2 separate regions of the Homo sapiens genome follow, and region 2 is linked to region 1. Evidence: read pairs that join two places in POLR2A ChIA-PET (ENCODE). Cell type or tissue: GM12878. All regions are shown on one strand. Each heading gives the region's core, and the rest is flanking DNA. Links, peaks and the distances in the headings are about the cores only.

Region 1 (11,112 bases), core at 1,002-9,001:
AAGTGTTCAGAACTCTTCTAGTTTGGAGTACTACTGAGGCCAAATAATTCATCTCAGATTGCACTGCTTAGAGAGAATCCAAAATATCAGCAAAGCTTTTTTCAGGAGTTGCTGAAATATTAATAAGTCATTTTTCCAATTCAGAGATTCCCAGCTGAGGAGAAAGTACTCTTACAAAGGAATGAAGGCAAAACTCTTTTATATGATTGGGTTTGGGAGATGGGGGTGGGTGTCCTTTTATGAGGGGTCACTTCATGTACAAGTGGCCCTAAATTAAGGATTTCACTAGCATATAGGAGTCTCATTATACCCTCTTCTCTTTTGGAATTTGGGAAAAACTGACCAGCATTTAATATCAACAGACCTTAAGTCTGATAAGAAACACTACTCTCTCTGAAGCCTGCTACCTGGAGGCTTCATCTGCATAACAAAACTCTGGTCTCCACAACCCCTTATCATAACCCACATATTCCTTTCTATTAATAACAATTCTTACAACAAATTGCCAATAAGAAAATGTTTAAATCTACCTGTGATCTGGAAGCCCCTACTTCGAGTTGTCCCGCATTTCCGGATTGAATCAATGTATATCTTACATGTATTTGATTGATGTCTCATGTCTCCCTAAAATGTATAAAACTAGGCTGTGCCCCAACCACCTTGGTCACATGTTCTCGGGATCTCCTAAGGGCTGTGTCACTGGCCATTGATCATTCATATTTAGCTCAGAATAAATCTCTTCAAATATTTTAGAGCTTGACTTTTTTGTCAACCATTTTAAGACCAGAATGTTTAACAAGTGAGATTCTCAATCTAGCCCTGTAATCACGAAGCAACTAATCTTTTTTTGGCTTACACATGTAAGCAAAAAATTTATTTTGCCAAGGTTAATGACATACCCAGGAGGCAGGTGTCTGTGCCTTTCTTCAAAGATAATTTTGAGGGCTTTAATATTTAAAGGGGAAAAACAGGCTGGAGAGGAAAGAGGGAGGGTATGGTAATCCACGTGTTGCAAGAGAAAAGGAACAGGTAAGGGAATAGTCAATTATGTATTCATCTGCTCAGTAAATCGTGAGATAAGATGAATATAGAGGAGCTACCTGTTGAGATATTCAACATTTTATCTGTAGCTATCTACTTAGAAACAAAAGGAAAGGCAGTTTCTTACGTACTCAGCTTTCAGCTTGATTTTTTTTCCTTTTGTCACAGTGAATTGGGGTCCCAAGTTTTTATTTTCCTTTTATATTCCTCCTCTGTTTTCTTTTGAAAATCTTTTGGAGAAAACATTTTAGAAGAAAATGAGTCACTGGTCTTGGATTTTGCCTGATCTTTCATGGCTAAGAGAGTTTATTCATAGACAAACAGGTCCTATGTTGTTGGGAATGCTCATTTGGAACAGGTTGTGAACTCTCACATCCTATGAAGAAAAAATAGGGGAAGGAAAAGAGAAAACAGAGGGGAAAAAGGAGGCAATAACCAAAAAAAAAAAAAGGAAGAAAAATCCCGGAAAACTGATACAGGCCATATTACTCTGAAGTCCACACATCGGTAGGCAGATATGAAAATGGTTTATGTATATAAATAGGTTGCTGTCATTTTCTTCCAAAGTTTAATTTGTCTAGCTTCAGTATTTCAAATCAGGAAAAATGGGGAGCAGGAAAAACAAAGAAAGAAAAAAATTGAAAACATTATTTTAAGACTTGTGGACAGGAAACATTTCTGGATTCAGTCCAAATTGTAGAAAATAATAAAAATTGGAAAACACTGCACAAGGCTAGAATCTAATAACATGTGTACTATACATTATTTTGAAACATAATTTTTCTCTCTCCAATTTCCCAATTTTATTAAAGACAAAATCATAGTAGGACCAGTTTATTTGTAAAATAAGTTTTAGCCTTATTATACTTGGCTTGATTATTTGCATAAAGTGCAGCAAGAATAATCATTTGCCATGTAGACTCTATTTTTTTTTTAAATTGACTTTGCTGGAAGCTTTTCCTCAAGGCATCTGAGATTAGACCTTTTTAAAAACCTCAAGCTCAGCCTGGGTGACTTCCTCTTTTCAATATCCCAAGAAAACTTGGGATTCCTGGGCCTGTCAGAAACCAACATTCTTTACTTGTCACAGGTCAGAACCCTATGAAGGACAAGGTATGGGGCCAGTTTTTCTGAAGGGCTTTAATTGGCTCTATAGGTCAACCTCATTTCCTCAAGGCAATCTGAAAATATGCCATTCCAGTCAAAGACTTGGGAAAATAACCAGTGTCTCCAGGTATGGCCTGTAATAAAAGAAAGCAGGTTCCTATGGAACTTATACAAATAAGTATATTGCCATAAATTAAGAACACTCACAAATAGTTTCTGAATTTCAGAGAAATTAGGTAGAGAGAAATAAATTATGTTGAATTTTGCTTGCTAGAATACACTTTACTCAACGTTAAAAACTGTAAATAACTTAAAAGAAGAAAAAGTTTTCTTCACTCTGAAAAACAAAACAAAAAGAATCAGCAAATGTGTTAAACAAAAAGTAATGAAAGATTATTTCAGGCTTCTGTTAGTTTAATCCATGCAATTAACTTCTGTTCTTCCAATATTGGATTGACAATCCTCACGAATACATCAGCTCTCCATGAGAGTCCTGGAAGTTTTTCTCTCTATTCCAATGGCACAATCTCTAAAATTATCAGAGTACTCAGAGTTCTATAGTTGATTATAAGCCACTCTATAAAAGGATCAAAGTAAACAACAATTGTGGATGACAAAGTCTTAGAACAGCCATGGTTAAAGACACAAATGACAAGGAAATTTGGTTACTTATGTGGCATGCAACAATTTTAAATAATAATCATAATACTACCATAATGTATACTAATACATATCAGAATTATAGGAATTTCATATAGGAATTTCATATACCTTCATTTGGAAGGCATACTAATAATACATTTATATAAATATAATCCAAAGAAGGTTAAACACCATTTCATATTTAATAATGTTTTCTGTATGCTTTTGTTATACCAAATAAGCTGAAAATGTCTCTTTTGGACTTCAGAGGACCTAAATTCAAAAAATTAATGAGGTCAAAAGGATCGAACTTAGAATTTGATTTTGGAAAGTTGGTCAAACATAAAAAGTTTTAAAAACATTTGATATCACAAAATAGGATCACAAGTCATTGTAAAATAAGTCATTTATTTAGACCACATTATAACTCAAAGATTTCCCAAAAAAAAAGAGGCAGAAATCTTTATTCTTTGAGAAAGGAGACTTAATTTCCTAAATAATAAGCCTTAATAAAGACAACATGAGGCCAATTATATCTCTCTTAAATCTTATCAACAAATCTATTACATTTTAATCATCTTGACCATCAGATATAATTTTCATAAGCCTTGTTATAACTGTTTGTAATTTTTTTTTTTTTGAGACAGAGTCTTTCTCTGTCACCCAGGCTGCAGTGCAATGGTACAATCTCAGCTCACTGAAACCTCTGCCTCCTGGGTTCGAGCGATTCTCCCGCCTCAGTCTCCTGAGAAGCTGGGATTACAGGCATCTGCCACCAAGCCTGGCTAATTTTTTGTATTTTCAGTAGAGACAGGGTTTCACCATGTTGATCAAGCTGGTCTCGAACTCCTGACCTCAAGTGATCCACCCGCTTTTGCCTCCCAAAATGCTGGGATTAGAGGTATGAGCTACCACACCCAGCCTATTTCCCATTGTTATAATTTATCTATAATTTATAAAGTTGTAAAATAGGCTGGGCGCAGTGGCTCACACCTGTAATCCCAGCACTTTGGGAGGCTGTGGCAGGCGGATCACCTGAGGTCAGAAGTTCGAGACCAGCCTGGCCAAGAAGGCAAAACCCCCTCTCTACTAAAAATACAAAAATTAGTTGGGCATGGTGGCAGGAGCCTGTAATCCCAGCTACTCGGGAGGCTGAGGTGGGAGAATTGCTTGAACCCAGGTGGTGGAGGTTGTAGTGAGCCGAGATCACGCCACTGCACTCCAGCCCAGGCAACAGAGCAAGACTCTGTCTCAAAAAAAAGTGGGTTAATTCTCCAAGAAAACCTTGTTAATCCGACACAGGGACCCAGATGCTGGTATTGTATCAGTGTGCCTTTGATATTAATGTTTAATTTATAGAAAAACTCTGAACAATTTTCTCTCTCAAAATCAGCCCTTACAATCTCATGTGCCTACCTCTTCTGCAATAGTCTCTGGGCCTAGAGAAGTTGAATAGTTTTAATTTTTGGCCCAGTGTCTCATTAACACAGTTTATTTTGATTGGCATCTTCTCTGGATCTGAAGATGAGGCTTTAACTGCTGTCAGTGTTTAAGGTTTAGCAGGATTTGAAGTCCTTTTTAGACCCAAGAGTCAAAGCCCTATAACTTAACAGCACAAGGACTTTAAAAGCAATGTAGAAAGTTATGTAGATGTGATAGCCTTGGTTTTTTCATCTTAGTTTTCCTAAGCAAATCAAAACTTAATGACGATGATGTAGGAATTATTTCAAAAAATGTAAAATCTGTTTGTTAGGCCAGTTACCAAACAGCAAATGAAAAGACCTTCTGCAGTGTGATTGTTTTTCCCTACAGGGAGCACATTTAGATAACCTGCAAGTCAAAACTCGTGAAAATGGTACTTGAATTAGTTAGAATAGGAAGACTGTGTCTGGGGTCATAAGTGAAAATCTTTGATTTCATAGAACAATTTAAGGCCAACAGCACAGAATGTTACATTGGAAGAAAATATTTCCTTCAGACCTTTAAGATAAAACATTTTAGCATAAGGCCACAACAGCAGTTAGAACCTGCAGAGATTACTTATGAAAACTGCGATAGTTATCATTTAAAGTTATTTCCCTGTTAACCATTTTTACAGCCTATGAATTTCAGTTGTTTACGTAAGTAGGAACCTTGAGGTTAAATAAATGGACTTTTTTTGCCAATAACTCAGAATCTCATTGTTTTCATTAAAACAACAACATTAAAGGTAATTCTCTTTTGGGCTACATTTATAGCTTTATAGCCCTCATGCCAAATTTTGACACCTTATAATATCTAGCAGAGATAAATATAAAACCACTTGACCAATAAATCTAAACAATAATGTATGTTGATAATTCAGAAGGCATTTCTAATTTTATTTTACCAATCATTTTTAAACCAGCTTATTTATTAAAGATTTGTGAGTCATGTGAACCTGAAAACGCATTTGAGCTTAAAGTCTCTATTTTTCTGATAAAAGATTTGATTTAAGTGCCTCTTTTTTTCTTTAAGCTAATTAGAGCTCTTATATATTTTGGGTAGTGAAACCGAGAGAAGAGAGACAGACCCTCTCATATCGTTTTACATTGTTTTATACTCAGAAAAGAAAAGAAAAGTGAAACAAAAGTCAGGTAGCCTGGTGCCTAGGAACCAGACCCGAAGCCAAGGAACCAGACCCGAAACCAAGCCTGGGCCCGCCTGACCTAAGCCTGGTAGTTAAAGATCGACCCCTGACCTAACTGGTTATGTTATCTATAGATTCCAGACATTGTATAGAAAAGACATTGTGAAACTTCCTGGTTTGTCCTGTTTCACTCTGACCACTGGTGCATGCAGCCCCGTCACATACCCCCTGCTTGCTCAATCGATCACGAGCCTCTCACGCAGACCCCCTTAGAGTTGTGAGCCCTTAAAAGGGATAGGAATTGCTCACTCAGGGAGGTTGGCTCTTGAGACAGGAGTCTTGCCAATGTTCCCAGCTGAATAAACCCCTTCCTTCTTTAACTCGGTGTCTGAGGAGTTTTGTCTACAGCTCGTCCTGCTACAAAATGTATACATGACACAGATACACAGATGTATCAGACACACAGGTAGAAGTAGATTCATGAGACTCCCTTTTGGCCGGACGCAGTGGCTCACATCTGTAATCCCAGCACTTTGGGAGGCTGAGGCAGCAAATCACTTGAGGCCAGGAGCTTGAGACCAGCCTGGCCAACATGATAAAACCCCGTCTCTACTAAAAATACAAAAATTAGCCAGGCATAATGGCAGGCACCTGTAATCCCAGCTACTTGGGAGGCTGAGGCAGGAGAATCACTTGAACCTAGGAGACAGAGGTTGCAGTGAGCCAAGATCGTGCCACTGCAGCCCAGGCAACAGAGCAAGACTCCATCTAAAAAAAAAAAAAAAAAAAGATTCATAAGACCCCCTTTTTTTGAGATAAGTTCTCATACTGTGTCACCCAGGCTGGAGTGCAGTGGCACAATCATAGTTCTCTGCAGCTTTGACCACCTGGGCCCAAGTAATCCTTCTGCCTCAGCCTCCTGCGTATCTGGGACTACAGGCATGTGTCACTATACCCAGCTAATTTTTGTATTTTTCATAAAGATGGGGTCTCCTTATGTTGCCCAGGCTGGTCTCAAACTCCTAGCCTCAAGCAATCCTGTTGGGAACAAGCGCCCCAAAATCTGGCCTTAAATGGCCCAAAACTGGCCATAAACAAAATCTCTGCAGCACTGTGATATGTTCATGATGGCCATAACGCCCACGCTGGAAGGTTGTGGGTTTACTGGAATGAGGGCAAGGAACACCTGGCCCACCCAGGGCGGAAAACCACTTAAAGGCATTCTTAAGCCACAAACAATAGCATGAGCGATCTGTGCCTTAAGAACATGCTCCTCCTGCAGTTAACTAGCCCAACCTATTCCTTTATTTCGGCCCATCCCTTTGTTTCCCATAAGGGATACTTTCAGTTAATCCCATTTCCCATAAGGGACACTTTTAGTTAATCAAATATCCATAGAAACAATGCTAATGACTGGCTTGCTGTTAGTAAATACGTGGGTAAATCTCTGTTCGAGGCTCTCAGCTCTGAAGGCTGTGAGACCCCTGATTTCCCACTTCACACCTCTATATTTCTGTGTGTGTGTCCTTAATTCCTCTAGCGCCACTGGGTTAGGGTCTCCCAGACCAAGCTGGTCTCAGCACAATCCTCCCATCTCGTCCTCCCAAAGTACTAGGATTGCAGGCATGAGCCACCGCACCCAACCAAAGACCCCTTTTTTTCCTCCTACTTTAAACTTCCAATTCCCTGGGTTTTGTTTCTTTTCTTTTCTTTTTTTGTGAGACATTGTCTCGCTCAGACAGGCTGAAGTGCAGTGGCAGGATCTCAGCTCACTGCAACCTCCACCTCCTGGGTTCAAGTGATTCTCCTGTCTCAGCCTCCTGAATAGCTGGGATTACCGGCATGAGCCACCACGCCCAGCCAAGACTTCCAATTTTTTGATAACCTGTTTCATTACCCTAGGCAATTGTCAGTAAGACAGCCCTAAATGTGCAAACTAAAGCAACAACTCCTAGGTGAAAATCAGATAGCAATATTTATATCTCCAAGTAGGGAGAGAGAGAGTGTTGGTGCGTTACAGGAAGATTAAAAATGCCTGGCAAGTCAAACATAAAATTATAGAAATCTACCACAGGATTGTATAAGGAGACCATTTTTATTTAGATAAGTAGTTTTAAACTCAGTCTCTGTCTTTTAACTGGATCTCTGAGCTCTAAGCAGAGCTCACAGGGAATCCTGGGTCTCCAAAAAAAGAGCTGTCGTGGGACTAGGCCATGTAATGCTTTTACAGTGCACTTTGTTACAGAAACGTTTCTCTAAGTGTCTAAACCACACCCTTACTTATCTTAAACACCCAAGAGTAGCCCCTGTTGTAATAACCATAAACCAACAAGTATCTGAGACAAGTCTCAATCAATTTAGAAGTTTATTTTGCCAAAGTTAAGGACATTCCCGTGACACAGCCTCAGGAGGTCCTGACAACATATGCCCAAGGTAGTTGGGTTACAGCTTAGTTTTATACATTTAAGGGAGACATAAGACAGCAATCAATACATATAAGATGTGCATTGGTGGGACAACTTGAAGAAGCTGGTGGTGGGGGGTAAGATTGGGCTTCCAGGTCATAGGTAGAGGCAAAGATTTCCTGACTGGCAATTAGTTGAAATAGTTTATCTAAAGATCTAGAATCAATAGAAGGGAATGTCTGCATTAAGATAGGTAGTTTTGGAGACCAAGGTTCTTCTTATGCAGATGAAGCCTCTAAGCTTCAGAGAAAATAGACTGTGTTTCTTATCAGACTTAAAAAGTCTGTTCTGGACCGGCACCGTGGCTCACACGTGTAATCCCAGCACTTTGGGAGGCCAAGGTGGGCGGATCACCTGAGGTCAGGAGTTTGAGACCAGCCTGGCCAACATGGCGAAACCCCATCTTTACTAAAAATACAAAAATCAGCCAGGCCTGGTGGTGCATGCCTGTAATCCCAGCTACTCAGGAGGCTGAGGCAGGAGAATCACTTGAACCCAGGAGGTGGGGTTGCAGTGAGCCAAGATAGCACCCAGTGCACTGCAGCCTGGGTAACAGCAAGACTTCATCTCAAAAAAAAAAAAAAGTCTGTTCTATCAGCCTTAAGGTCTCTGCTTTAATGCTAATGCAGGGAGAAGGATATAATATCCGACCCCCACTTCCCATCATGACCTGAACTAGTTTTTCAGGTTAACTTTGGAATACCCTTGGCCAAGGGGAGGGTCCACCAGTTGATTGAGGGGCACTTAGAATTGTATTTTTGGTTTACATAACTATTTTAGTCAAAAGAAAAATCAGACAACACAATAAAAAGCAAGCAGTTTAAGATCCGAGCAGAACTTGTCTGTTCGTCCTCTTGGGATTCCATAAGGAAACACAGAGGAAAATTCCCCAAAAAGGAGTCTGGCACCTTCTCTGTTTTCTTTAAGGAATCCCAGGCTGTCAGAAATTAGTTTAGGTTCCTCATGCAGTAGAGGATGGCAAAGGAAGGAGAGACAGGCAGAAGTAAGTGGAGAGAACTGGAGAGAATAGAATTCAGTTGACTGAGAATTTAAAAAAAAAAAAAAACTTTTTCTCAAAAAACAAGATCCTGGGAGAGAAAAAAAAAGTGTAAAGTCCTTTTAAATATGCACATATACATAATGGATATCAACTTAGAAGTTTATTTTGCCAAGGTTAAGGACAATGCCTGGAAGAAATAAACATGGAATCACAGAAACAGTCTGTGGTCTGTGCCTTTGTCCAAAGATGATTTTGAGGGCTTCAGTATTTAAAGGGGAAAAGTGAGCTGGAGGGGGAAAAGGGAGGGCATGGTAATCCAGGTGTTGCAAGAGAAAAAAAGCAGGTAGGGGGACAGTCGATTATGTATTCGTCTCGCACTCAGTAACTGGACACGTTATATAAGATAAGGTCCCTGTGGAGATATTTCACCTTTTATCTGTAGCTATCTGCTTAGGAACAAAAGGCAGCTTCTTGCATGACTCAGCTTTCAGCTTGATTTTTTCCTTTGGCATGGTGAATTGGGGTCCTGAGTTTTTGATTTTCCTTTCACACCTGTTTGAATAATGGAGCAGGGAATCTTTTATGGAAAGACAACGGGGATAGCTTCTAAAGTTTTTCAGCCATTTTTCTGGCATATTTGGGCCACCCTAGAAGTACCACTTGCATGACTGGCAGTACTTCCTCAGGCGTATCCCATCCTGCTGTGGCCATCCAGTTACTTGCCTCCCCAGGTCCCATCTCATGTCTTATCCTGACACAAATTGGGAGGTCCAGAGTCACGGGCTCCTGTGAGAATTCTAAATTCCTCAGTAAATTTTTTGAGGTTTTCTCTAAGGTTTGGAAAATCTTTTGCTATGACTCTGAGTTCAATTTTTCACCAGTTTTTTTACTCCGTTTTGAGCAAAAGTAGTTATAGGAACCAGACATGGCTGTTCTGAGGGCCTAACTTCCCATCTCTCATCATCTTCAGGGTATAAGCATAACTGGGCAAAAGGATCAGTAGGTGTAAGCTGAGAAAATGGGTGTACAAATATATTGAGAATAAAGGGCGGAAATGGTCAAAGTTATGTCAGTTACCATATAATTATTTTTATTTTCGTCTTTAATTCATCTCTTAAGCTTTTCAGTTTCCTTATTTGCCTTTAGAAAGGAGTCTTTTAGAGAGGCAATTTTGTAACCAATCAACCTTTTAGAAGCCTCCCTCTACCAAACAGGAAATGCATCCCATTGTTTCTGAGACATGTGTGATCCCTCCTTTTCCAATATGCTCCATAAATGAACAGTTTTATCCAGCTCAAAACTTCTCATTGTTGTGAACCTAGGAATTAAGTTTTAGTTTAAAAAAAAAATGTTTTTAACCCATCCCACTGCCACTTTAAATGGTCTCTAGTAAGGTGCATTCATTTCTCTAGAAAACCACAGGTTTGGGGTCCATAATTTCTGAACATATTATTGGCTTGTGTTCTGGACAGAGGACTCCCAGACTCCTTAGATGCTGATGAACACATCATACCTTGTCCCTCTAAAATTTTACCTACCCGAAGCCTCCAGCTGAAGCCAGTCCAGTTCCCACTGAACACCCACTTCAACCTCTGGGTCCAGTCAAAAATAAAATTACTCCTGTAATCCCAATACTTTGAGAGGCTGAGGCAGGAGGATCACTTGAACTCAGGAGTTCAAGGCCAGTCTGGGCAACGTAGCAAGGCCCCCATCTCTACGAAAAAATACATTTTAAAAAATTACCCAGGCATGGTGGCATGTACCTGTAGTCCCAGCTACTCTGGAGGCTTGGATGGGAGGATTGCTTTGAACCCTGCTTTGTCCAAGGCTGCAGTGAGCCATGATCACACCCCTGTACTCCAGCCTGGGTGACAGAGTGAGATCCTGTCTCAAAAAATAAATTAATTAATTAAATAAAATAAAATTACTCAGCCGGACACTGTGGCTCATGCCTGTAATCCCAGCATTTTGGGAGGCAGGCAGATCACTTGAGGTCAGGAGTTCCAAACCAACCTGGCCAACATGGAGAAACCCCATCTCTACTAAAGTATAAAAATTAGCCGGGCATGCTGGCGTGTGCCTGTAATTCCAGCTACTCAGGAGGCTGAGACACGAGAACTGCTTGAACCCAGGGGATGGAGGTTGCAGTGAGCTAGATCGTGCCACTGTACTCCACCCTGAGCAACAGAGCAAGACTCCATATCAAGATAATAATAATAATAATAATAAACAAAATCACTCAAACTTGG
Region 2 (11,112 bases), core at 2,093-10,092, 170 kb after region 1:
TAAAAATTAGGTGTTTTTATACCCCTGGAAGTTAAAAAATCAAATCAGGCACCATCTGTGGTTCCTGAGTGCTTGGTCTCTCACCTTCCGTAATTAAAAAACTGTGCTGGCTGCTTGGCTGAACAGGGATGTTATTAAACTGGCATTTGGTCTGAAATGTTTCTTAGGGAATCACTGAGTGATTTTAAGTGTTCTTTCTTGGGCCTGGGACATTGCATCCTGTAGAATGAGTTAAGGAGTGACCATTTAGCAAACGTACATTGAGTATATATTACATACCAACAAATCAACTTGTTGGAGTAGGTTGTTAACTTGAGTTATGTTGGACAGCCTTGGCAATGAGAGGGATTTTAGTTAGATCTGGTAACTAATCATGCAGTCCCAGAGACAAGTGTGACTTACTCTTTTATTTTTTTTTCTTCACTAATAATAGAGCCAAGCCCGATGTTTCTTGGAGTGAGATTTAATTTGGTTGTTGAACTTGAGTCTTGCTGTGTATCCTTTTTAGCATCGATTGCTGTGTTCAGCATGATTTAATATTCTTTTTAAGATTTGTACTTACCTCTCACGGGGTTACTGTGCCAGTTCTTTGTGGCAAAGCAGGATGAAATTTCTTTATAATTTCTGAATGCTAGGTGATATTGTAGCCTAGAAAAGAAATTGCTAAACTTTTTTTTTTTGAGACTCCAAGTGCTTTGATGCTTTGCAATTAACTGCTGGATTTTTTCTGAGATGCTTGGGCTCAGTTCAGCAAATTGTATTGAGTACATACTATGTGCAAGCTCTTTGTGAGTCATCATCCTCTAGAAGTATAGAGTCCAGTAGGGGCCTGCCTGCTTGTAGACAAAAAATGATGGCATAATGTAACCAACATATGCAACGCAAGAGGCATGCACAAGGCATAGATACTTTATAGATTATTCAGGGTGAGACAAGGGAGTGGGTTTCATGGAGGATATGAAACTGAGGATGGTTCAGATGGATACAGATGGGCTTTTTAAAAACTAGGTTTTTATTGTTGGAGGCTATTCCAGGCAGAGGGAATGTTACTGAGGTGTGAAATGGCATGTAGTGGATAGCTTGGCATTGCTGGAATATACACTGCAGTACTGGAGGAAGATAAATGTAGAAAGGGATGCAGGACCTATATCTCCAAGAGTCTGGCATGCTGTACTTTGGAGCATGGAATTTTTCTGATATATATTAATCAGCTTAAAGTAATTGAAAAGATCTAAGCCAGGAGAGTGAAAGGATGGAGTTTAGTTAGCTCTGTCTGATTGCAATCTGGAGTTTGGATTGCAGAGGAGTAAAATTGGAACTACAATACTAACTAGTTATGAAGGTTAAAGGAGTCCAGGAGTCAGTTTTCTTTCTTTCTTTCTTTTTTTTTTTTGAGACACAGTCTTGTTTTGTCACCCAGGCTGGAGTGCTGTGGCGCGACCTCAGTTCACTGCAACCTCTTCCTCCCGGGTTCAAGCAATTCTCCTGTCTCTGCCTCCTGAGTAGCTGGGACCACAGGCGTGCGCCACCATGCTGGACTAATTTTTGTATTTTTATTAGAGGTGGGGTTTCACCATGTTGGCCAGGCTGGTCTCGAACTCCTGACCTCAGGTGATCTGCCTGCCTTGGCCTCACAAAATGCTGGGATTATAGGTGTGAGCCACCACACCCAGCCCAGGAGTGAGTTTTAATTTAGTAAACTTGTTTAGCTGCACTGTGGTGATGAGATAATGAACAAAAAAGCATGACAATGGTGGAACTCTGGGGAACATGCCAATAGTTGAAACGTATTTTGAGGAAGCAGACACTGGGAAGAAATAGAAAAAGAAGTTGGTTAAAAATAAAGTATTATAAGAACTGAGAAAAGAAAGAATTTCATGAAGGAGTAGGTGTCAGTAATGTCCAAGACCAGAAGTCACATGAGATACTGACTGACTTTGGGAATTTGGAGGTCACTTACCTGTAGTAGTTTGGGATAGGGGAACATTTCCATTGGAATGGTAATTTGCATCCTGCCGTTGCCACTTATTTATTCTGTGACTTGGGAAAGCCCTTTTACCTTTGACTCATTGTCTGTAAAGAGGAGGTTGGCCTCTTTAATGGGGTTCAGTCTATGATCCGTGGAGTGCCAGAGGTTCATAAAAGGTACCTTCAGGCCCTCCCATCAAGAAATCAAGGGTAAGGCCAGATATTTGTTGGGGAGGGAGGGATAAAAGTCCTCTACCCCTGCTTCAAACAAAGCAGTGAGAGCAGCTTGATTTTTATCTGTTTCATATATTTGGCTTTAATGTAAGATTTCATTGAAAGAAACACAGTGCAGTATAAGAAATCTGACAACTACTGGCGTACAGGAGCCTAAAGTACCTTCAAGCTTTAAAAGCTGTATTATTAACAGCAGGTGTTGAAAGGTCCTATGCTAGATGAAGATCATCATAGATGCTAACCTATTCATGATTTGGATTTTATTCAGAGGTCAACATTAATATCTGAGTTTATATAATGATAACTGTTTGTATTCTCATTAGGAATGAAAATGTAACTTCTGAACAACTGTATTCTACTGTGTACTTTGTTAAAAAAAAATCTTTTTATGTGTCTTACCAGGTTCTGACTCAGAAGATCTTTTGGAAGAATTGCTGTGCTGTTTGATGCAGTTGATCACTGATATTCCACTCTTGTAAGTTCTGGCTAGGCCAGGATTTGTTTTATCTTCTTTGTATATGGCAGATAATCATTGATCATGTTGAGAAGTTTGTGGGTCCTTGTATAGAACTTATATGTGTGCCTTTTAAGGATTCTATATCCACAGAGTTCTTTTCTCTCTACCTAATATTTAGACTGACTATTCATTGTCAAAACAAAAATGTTACGTTGTTAAGGGGAAAACAGTGAAACTATATTAAGAATATGGTAGGCACAGAATTAATCTCTGTATTAAGAGATCTTATAGATCTTTGGAAACAAGATTTTAAGAGAGAAGCAGTTTGAATCTACTTCATATTGTGGTAGACACAGTGAGTTGAGTTCTCCTTATCTTCCTGACTTCCTGATTGTATTTCCAGCCTCTTTTGAAGCCAGGTTTTCGTTTCCAGCCTTCTTTGAAGCTAGGCATAGTCAGTGAGATGTAGGGGAAGGTCCTCCAATGAAACCTCTGGGTAAAGCTCTCTAAAAGGAACTGATTGAGTCAGCTAGGAGGCACATCTTTTTGATCTTAACAGCCCTTTCTCCTGCTGTCTGGAATGTGGATAGTCTTTTGAGTTGCATAGCCTTCTTGGCACCATGAACCAAGAGACTTACAGAAAATTCTGTTTTGATGTCATTGAGCTGCTGAACCAAAGCCAACAACTACCAGTACCACCTTTTTTCATCCTGGACTTCTCATGTGACAGAAATAGACCCTTATTTGTTAACACTGCTGTAACTGGGCTTCTGTCACTGCAGCTCAATGCAATTCCTTTGTGATTCGAAATGTTCATCTCATTTGTTGCTTTTAAAAATTTAAAGTAGAGACAGGGCCTCACTATGTTGGCCAGGTTGGTCTCGAACTCCCAGCTTCAAGTGATCCTCCCACCTCAGCCTCCTAAAGTGCCTGGATTACAGGTGTGAGCCACCGTGCCTGGCCTCATTTGTTACTTTTAAAGCAGTGATTCTCCACCTTTAAAAAAAAGTATTGGCCAGGTGCAGTGTCTCACGCCTGTAATCCCAGCACTTTGGGAGCCTGAGGCAGGTGTATTGTTTGGATGCAGGAGTTGGAGACCAGCCTGGGCAATATAGTGAGACCCTGTCTCTACTTAAAAAAAAAAAAAAAAAATTAGGCCGGATGCAGTGGCTTATGCCTGTAATCTCAGCATTTTGGAAGGCCAAGGTGGGCAGTTCATGAGGTCAGGAGTTCACGACCAGCCTGGCCAACATGGTGAAACCCCGTTTCTACTAAAAATACAAAAACTAGCTGGGCGTGGTGGCGCATGCCTGTAATCCCAGCTACTCAGGAGGCTGATGCAGGAGAATCGTTTGGACCAAGGTCGGGAGGCAGAGGTTGCAGTGAGCCGAGATCACGCCACTGCACTCCAGCCTGGGCTACAGAGCGAGACTACGTCACAAAAAAAATAAAAAATTAAAAAATTAAAAAAATATATTGTCCCCCTGAGAAGCCTTGTTTGACATTTCTTTGATAATTGCCTCTCCCACTTAATGAAATTTGAATCCCCAGACACACTGAATATCTGTTTATGTCCTGCAGCCCTTTGGAGGACCGCAAACCATTATTATTGTATCTATGAAGATTTTTACTTACCTCTGTGGAACCAATTTACATCTCCTGTTGAAAATGCATATGTACAAGGAATTATTTTTGAAATAAAAAAGTAGATTTTAATGTTTCTCATCACAGAATCTCAGTCTACATGGAGATATAATTGGAAATGTGCTATTTGTCTATGGCCCCAAAAGGAAAGACAGGTATTTGTGAGAAAATAGGCTCCAGGCTGCTGTCGTACATGAATGCAGCATCTAGAATTTTAATATAGATTTCGAAGTGAGAACCACCAACCCCTGTCGTGATATGGCCTGGTGGTATGCACCCAGGAAAGTAGGGCTGAGGCAGCTGAAGAGTCATTGCCTAGGGAAGGAAATGGGACAATTTCCCATTCAACCGGAGCTCCTGCAGCAGACACTTGCATGACATCCTTTCTCCCCTTCCATTCTAACAGAACTCCAGTATTGTTTAGAGTGGTGCTGTGTGCCCAGATTAGTTTTTCAGACACTTTGGCGGTTCCATGTGACCATGTGACATAGTTTGGGTCAAGTATATGTGAGCAGAAGTCATGAACTTGCAGAGCATATCCACTCTAGCCTTTTGCTCATTGCCTTCTCTTCCTTCCTGGAATGTGGAGGCAATGCTTGGGCTGTCTTGAAACTATGTTAATGAGCATTGCATGCAAAGACTAGTGTCCTGGGAGCATGGGACATTGGTGACAATATGAAACTATTACATTGGCCCTGGATCCCATATCTTTGGGTTTCCTCTTACATGAGAAAAATAGATACCTATCTTGCTTAGGCCACTGTGGTTAGGTTTCTTTTACATGTGGTCAGATCAGGGAAGGGAAACACATATACTGTGTACTGTTTCTTTGTCATGGTATGTGGAGTGCTTCATGTGTTCCTGATGTAATTTTAAAAGTAGCACCACCTGCAATTTTTTTTCTTTTTTTTTTTGAGATGGATCTTACTCTGTCACCCAGGCTAGAGTGCAGTGGCGTGATCTCAGCTCACTGCAACCTCCGCCTCCTGGGTTGAAGCGATTCTCCTGCCTCAGCCTCCTGAGTAGCTGGGATTACAGACGAGCGCCACCACACCCGGCTAATTTTTGTATTTTTAGTAGAGATAGGGTTTCACCATGTTGGTTAGGCTGGTCTTGAACTCCTGACCTGTGATCTGCCCGCCTCGGCCTCCCAAAGTTCTGGGATTACAGGCATGAGCCACCACGCTCAGCCCTAAATATTTTTTTTTTTTATATAACACAATACCAGGAATTTAGTATATATCTTAAATGAGTACACGCTTTTTTTTTTTTTTTGCCTTTATTGATAAAATGTTTTGGTGACATTCAGGGTGATGGAAACAGTAAATACCTTTAGATAGTAAATTGGCTCCAAACACAATGAATAGAGCAGCCATTTAAACACTCTTGAGGAGCAAGCCGATTGTGTTGTAATATATCAAACATTTCAGTGTTTTAATGTGTTTATACCTTTTAAATTAGCTGAAAATGCACAGCTAGCCAGTTGTCTCCTATTATGTACACTCAGCTTTAACCAGCTGCTGAAACAATTTCTGATGATTTAATGTTCTTGGAACTCCATCCTACAAGAAGGTTTGTCTTGGTAACAGTTTCCATGTGAAACCAAACTACTCTTTAAATGTTTCATTTCCTCTAACTGTAGTGCAGTATTTATGGATCAGTGTATAATTTAAGAGGAAATAGGAATATATGCAAACCACGAATGCTCTCACACCTGAACATCATCAGAAGTGCTATAAACGTTTCACATTTCACATTGGTAATTCATCCTGTGCTGCATTAGCAGGTAAATAACAAGATGAAATGAATTTTAATGGCCACTGAGGGTAATTCAAACTAGCGTAAATGTTTCTTATGAGACTTTTAAAATCATTCTGTTAATATTGAGAGCAAAGGGTTTACCACGGACACATACATGTGTATGCTATATATTTATTTAGAGATCTGTAAACTAAAATGTAAATGATACCTTATTATAAAGAGAATAGGATCAGTGGCATACTTGAAATAAACTCCCAGAAGTTCATTACAGTGATCTTTGTAGGAGTTCATTTGTAATGAAGATTCACTTTTAAGTAGTTAGTGGCTACTGTTTCTCAGACACTTTGGATTTCTTGATAAAATATTAATTCACGGAGGTACTAATCTTCATTAAAATTGTTCATCTTTCAGGAGTCCTTCCTTAACTCCATAGCTCTCAGCATTTATATATTTAAAATAAAGATTAAGTTATGCACGGGCTTGACATTTTTCAGTGTGTATTGGATCGATCCCACTAGAATTTAAATAAATCGGCCAAAAGCAAATCCTTGCCTTTGATTTTTATACCTTCCCTGTGTCTCAGTGAAGTAAACAGGAAAGTAATAAAGATAAAGGTATTTTCCTCAAGACACTAATATGGAGTGTTCTAACAGAAAGAACGTGGGTAGGTAAGCCAGAGGTAAAAGCCCAGCGCTCGGAATTTGTGACACTGTCTGGGTTCTTGTAGTGTTACTATAAGGGCTGAATGAGACTTGTGGGAACCAACCGAGTGGTGGAGTCAGGTGTGGCCATAGCCGCAGAAGCAGTGATGCCGTATAGACCCATCCTTGTATTTTGGGGCTGCTTGTGATGCTGTTTTGTTAAGAAATGGAAGTTATTTTGAGGACGCAAATTAGATTTTTTTCCCTTGTCTTTGTATCTGTTTTTGTTGCTGTCATTTTTCAGCAAATCTGTGGCTGTTAGTTGTACATGAGGATGTCAGTGTCAAGCACAGGCCCCACTCCTTCTCACTAGTGCCACCACTCTGGGCAGGTCTGCTCAGAGTAGGCCTCTTTCTATTGGCCTCAGACCCAAAATACAGCCTCTTTCTCTGGGATCCATTTCTGTGGTCTTTCTTATGAACCTGTGAACTCATTGAGGACTGTTTAATTTTTAGTCTGGCCCTGATTTGCAGATTTGTCAATTATAATTTAATCTAAGAAAACTTTTTGTAGTTTTTTTCGTAAGGTATAGATTGATAAAGATGAGAGTTTCATAATTAATTGCTTTCACTGCCTTTTTCAGGGAGTGTGTATCTATTTGTGTACTGTGACTTGTCGAGTACAGGGGATATCTGATGTCATCTGCTAACCCTCACTGGTGGTCTTGCTAATGTGGAGCATGCCAGTCCATGCTGTGTCTAGGGCCTTTGCCTTCTTTCCTTCTACAGTTTGTCTTCCTTTAGATATTTGCATGGCTCACGTTCTGACCACCTTCAAGCTTTCATCTGCTTCAGGTTTTGTTTCTTTAGAAATGGCCACCCTGACTACCCTATAGAGTAGCTTTGACCACCTGAAAATAGCTGCCCTCTCATTCTGTGTCTTTTTTCATGTGTTATTTATTTACTTATTTATTTATTTTTTTGAGATGGGATTCCCACTCTGTCACCCAGCCTGGAGGGCAGTGGCACAATCATGGCTCAGTATAGCCTCAACTGCCCAGGCTCAAGCAATTCTCCCATCTCAGACTCTTGAGTATCTGGGGCCACAGGTGTGTGCCACCATGCCTGGCTAATTTTTAAAATTATTTTTAGAGATGAGGTCTTGCTGTGTTGCCCAGGCTGGCCTTGAATTCTGGGCTCAAGCAACCCTCCTGCCTTGGCCTCCTAAAGTGCTGGGATTACAGGCAAGAGCCACCACACCTGGCCTGTTTTTTGTCTTAACACTTTTCACTACTCTTCATATTACCTGTTACCTCTCTTGCTCATATTTTCCCAATAAAACTAGAATGAAACCTCCATGAAAACAAGGGCTCTTGTGGCAGCATTTGGTTTGCTCACTGCTGCTGCATCCATGATATTCAGGTTAGCTTGGCACATGGTAGACTCAAATATTTCTTTACTGAGTAAATTAGTAAGGGTCTAACCTGTTCACTGTGCTTAAAGCATTTTGTTTGTTTCTCAGCATCTAGTCTATATGGAAACAGTATTGTGCTAAGGCATATTCCACTGCAAGTGTAATGGCTCATTTGTAGTTGGCACATTGTAACAACAGGGTGTCTTACTGACATTGGTAGTAGAAAGGGGCTACTGGAAGCTGAAACACTGAGAAATAACACCTGAGAATGTTTAAGGGACTAGTAGATTAATTAGTTATAAATGCTGAGTATTCTGGGGCCGTTTAGTTTAGGGACGATGGGCTTTATATCTCAGTAGTCCCTAGATTATTCTTAGTATAATAATTTCTTTTTAATTCAGGTCATCCTCAAAAACATATTGTGAATATACTATGTGTGTACAGTGGAGTAGACCCTGAACATAAAAAGGTGTGACTCTTGAAGAGCTTAGAGGTAGATAGACAAAAAGATACCCCGATGAGAAGAACATTGGTAGATGCCACAGTCATTTGGAGTTGAACAGATTAGCACTGGCTAAATCATTAAAGAGGCAGAAAAGAACTGGATAGGGACTTCTTAGGTATGAATAATGTATTTGGAAAATCACAAGCACATTAGGTTGAGCAGAGGGTTTGTGGAATATTAGGGATAAAGAAGCAATGTTGATGTAGCAAAGACTCAAATGTTAGAGGACTAAAGATTTGATTATTTTTAGGGTTCTCTGTTTATTGAGATATAAAAAAGAATATAATTATTAGAAATATTTTTCTAAAATCCATTTTGGAAATATTTGAGTGTGAAACTGAGAATCTTATTTATAAAATTCAGCTTATAGCATTTTAAAAATGTAATAACATTATATAAGATGCACATTTATTGGATCCATAGACTAATAGTACTGGGTTAGATGTTCTACTGTGGAAATTTGAGTACTGAAAACATTTGGTAGTAACAGTGAGTAGATGGTTCAAGAACCTAAAGAGTCATAAATGGTTTCTTTATGGAGTCTCCAAGTCGTTGGAAGAGAGTGAAGGTACAGGAGAGACCCATGGTTGGCAACGAAGGGCCTAGCTATTGGGAAAATGCCTTTCTACAGCCCTGCATGTTGATGCTAAAATACTTCTTTGAATCTAGCCGTAAGGTGGGTGGAGGAGTGAGGGTAGGGTTGGGGGGTGACTACAGCAAGTCAGTATTTTAAGTTTTAGGTGTTGCAAGGCAAACATCCAGTATAGCTTTCTGAATGAATTAGGCATTTAAGGCATCGATTGAATCAAAGAATCAAAGATTGTAGTATTTTCAGATACCAAGACAGTATTACGTATTAAGTTTACAGTAGCTTTTTAGCTTGAAAATTGATGTCTGGTGCCTTCAGAGAATTTTTCCTGGTAAAAAACCAAGATTGTTACTGAATGCTGCTGTTAATTTTGTTTACTGTTATTAATACATGTATAGCAAAATAGGAATAAAGTGATTTGACATTAATAACTGCAAATTTTAATTCTCCCAACAAACAATTGATTTTTTTCTTTTTAATTTTTTCTGACTTATAACTTACTTCTTTACAGAGTAATTTCTTTTCAGACATAATCCAGATTATATTACATTTGAATATTTTCTGGTAGTCATTGATGCTGAATTTTAAGTGGTCATATATGTATGCACATGGTTTGGAGACAAAATCACATTGCACAGAGGCTTATAATGAGAACAAATGTTATTTGTCTCATCCCTTTTTAAATGTTTCCTCCTGAGAGACAAACTTTCTAAATTCTCACCTGTTCTAGTGGTTTATATAAACCTTTACCTTCATTTAACCTTTTATATTTCTAAATAATATACCATTATTTTGAAAAAATAAGTCTTTATATTTATTTTTTTACATTTAGTTTTGAGAGTAATTTTAGGTTCACCACAAAATTGAGCAGAAAGTACAGAATTAAAAAGAAAAAAAATTAGTTGTTTGTTGGGAGAATTAAAATTTGCAGTTATTAATGTCAAGCCACCCCCACACACATATAGCCTTCTGCACCGTCAGTGTCCCTCAGCAGAGGAATACATTTGTTATAATTAATAAACCTGCATTGGCACTGGATTATCACCCAAATATAGTTTACTTCAGTGTTCCCTGTAGGTGTAGGTGTTTATCTTCTATGGGATTAGACAAATGCATGATGAAATGTATCTATCAGTGTATCATATTGATCAATATATCTATTGTATCTGTCAATGTGTTGATCAGTGTATCAATTGTATCTGTCAATTGTATCTATCAGTGTATCAATGTATCATCTATCTATGTATCATCTATCTATCAATGTACCTATCAATTATTGATAGATACATCTGTCTATACATTGATGTCTATCTATGATATCTATGATAGATATCAATGCATATCTATTGATATCTATATCTATTGATATCTATACATTGATAGATACATCTATCAATGTATCTATAAGTTTATTGATCAGTGTATCAATTGTATCTATCAATGTATCAATGTGTTGATCAATGTATCTATCATTGTCATGTACAGAGTAGATCAAAGGATGATGGTTAAAGTATGTTTAATTTTGTAAGAAATTTATATTCTATGGGATTAGACAAATGCATGATGAAATGTATCTATCATTGTCATATCATACAGAGTAGATCAAAGGATGATGGTTAAAATATGTTTAATTTTGTAAGAAATTTATATTCTATGGGATTAGACAAATGCATGATGAAATGTATCTATCATTGTCATATCATACAGAGTAGATGAATGAATGATGGTTAAAGTATGTTTAATTTTGTAAGAAACTGCTTAACTGTCTTCCAAAATGCCTGTACCAGTTTTGCCATTCCCACCAGTAATGAATGAGAGTTCCTATTGCTCCACATCCTTGTCAGCGTTTGGTGGTGTTAGTGTTTTAAATTTTGGCATTTGAATAGATGTGTAGTGGTAT

Evidence for each region. ChIA-PET counts read pairs that join two places held together with the same protein. Peaks named below come from ENCODE experiments on the same cell type or tissue, not always from the same donor. Only the 100,000 strongest peaks of a DNase experiment are listed, where the experiment ranks them.
Region 2: POLR2A ChIA-PET joins it to region 1 with 6 read pairs; 2 of 35 experiments call an interaction of 5 or more read pairs at or near these places.

The regions. Positions count from the first base shown.
Region 1 is chr18:49,526,347-49,537,458 of GRCh38, reverse strand. LINC02837 (long intergenic non-protein coding RNA 2837) reads right to left here. Exons shown (of 4, transcript NR_183517.1): 4 at 9,933-10,181. Among named protein-coding and RNA genes, the nearest start is that of LIPG, 30 kb to the left of the region's middle. RefSeq lists a silencer at 6,053-6,224. In GM12878, for the core only: no CTCF peak of the experiment used is centred there; a DNase peak (open chromatin) is centred at 5,360.
Region 2 is chr18:49,354,726-49,365,837 of GRCh38, reverse strand. It overlaps DYM (dymeclin), which reads left to right. Exons shown (of 18, transcript NM_001353214.3): 6 at 2,605-2,677. Among named protein-coding and RNA genes, the nearest start is that of DYM, 100 kb to the left of the region's middle. In GM12878, for the core only: no CTCF peak of the experiment used is centred there; DNase peaks (open chromatin) are centred at 5,048 and 5,937; H3K27ac peaks cover 323 bases.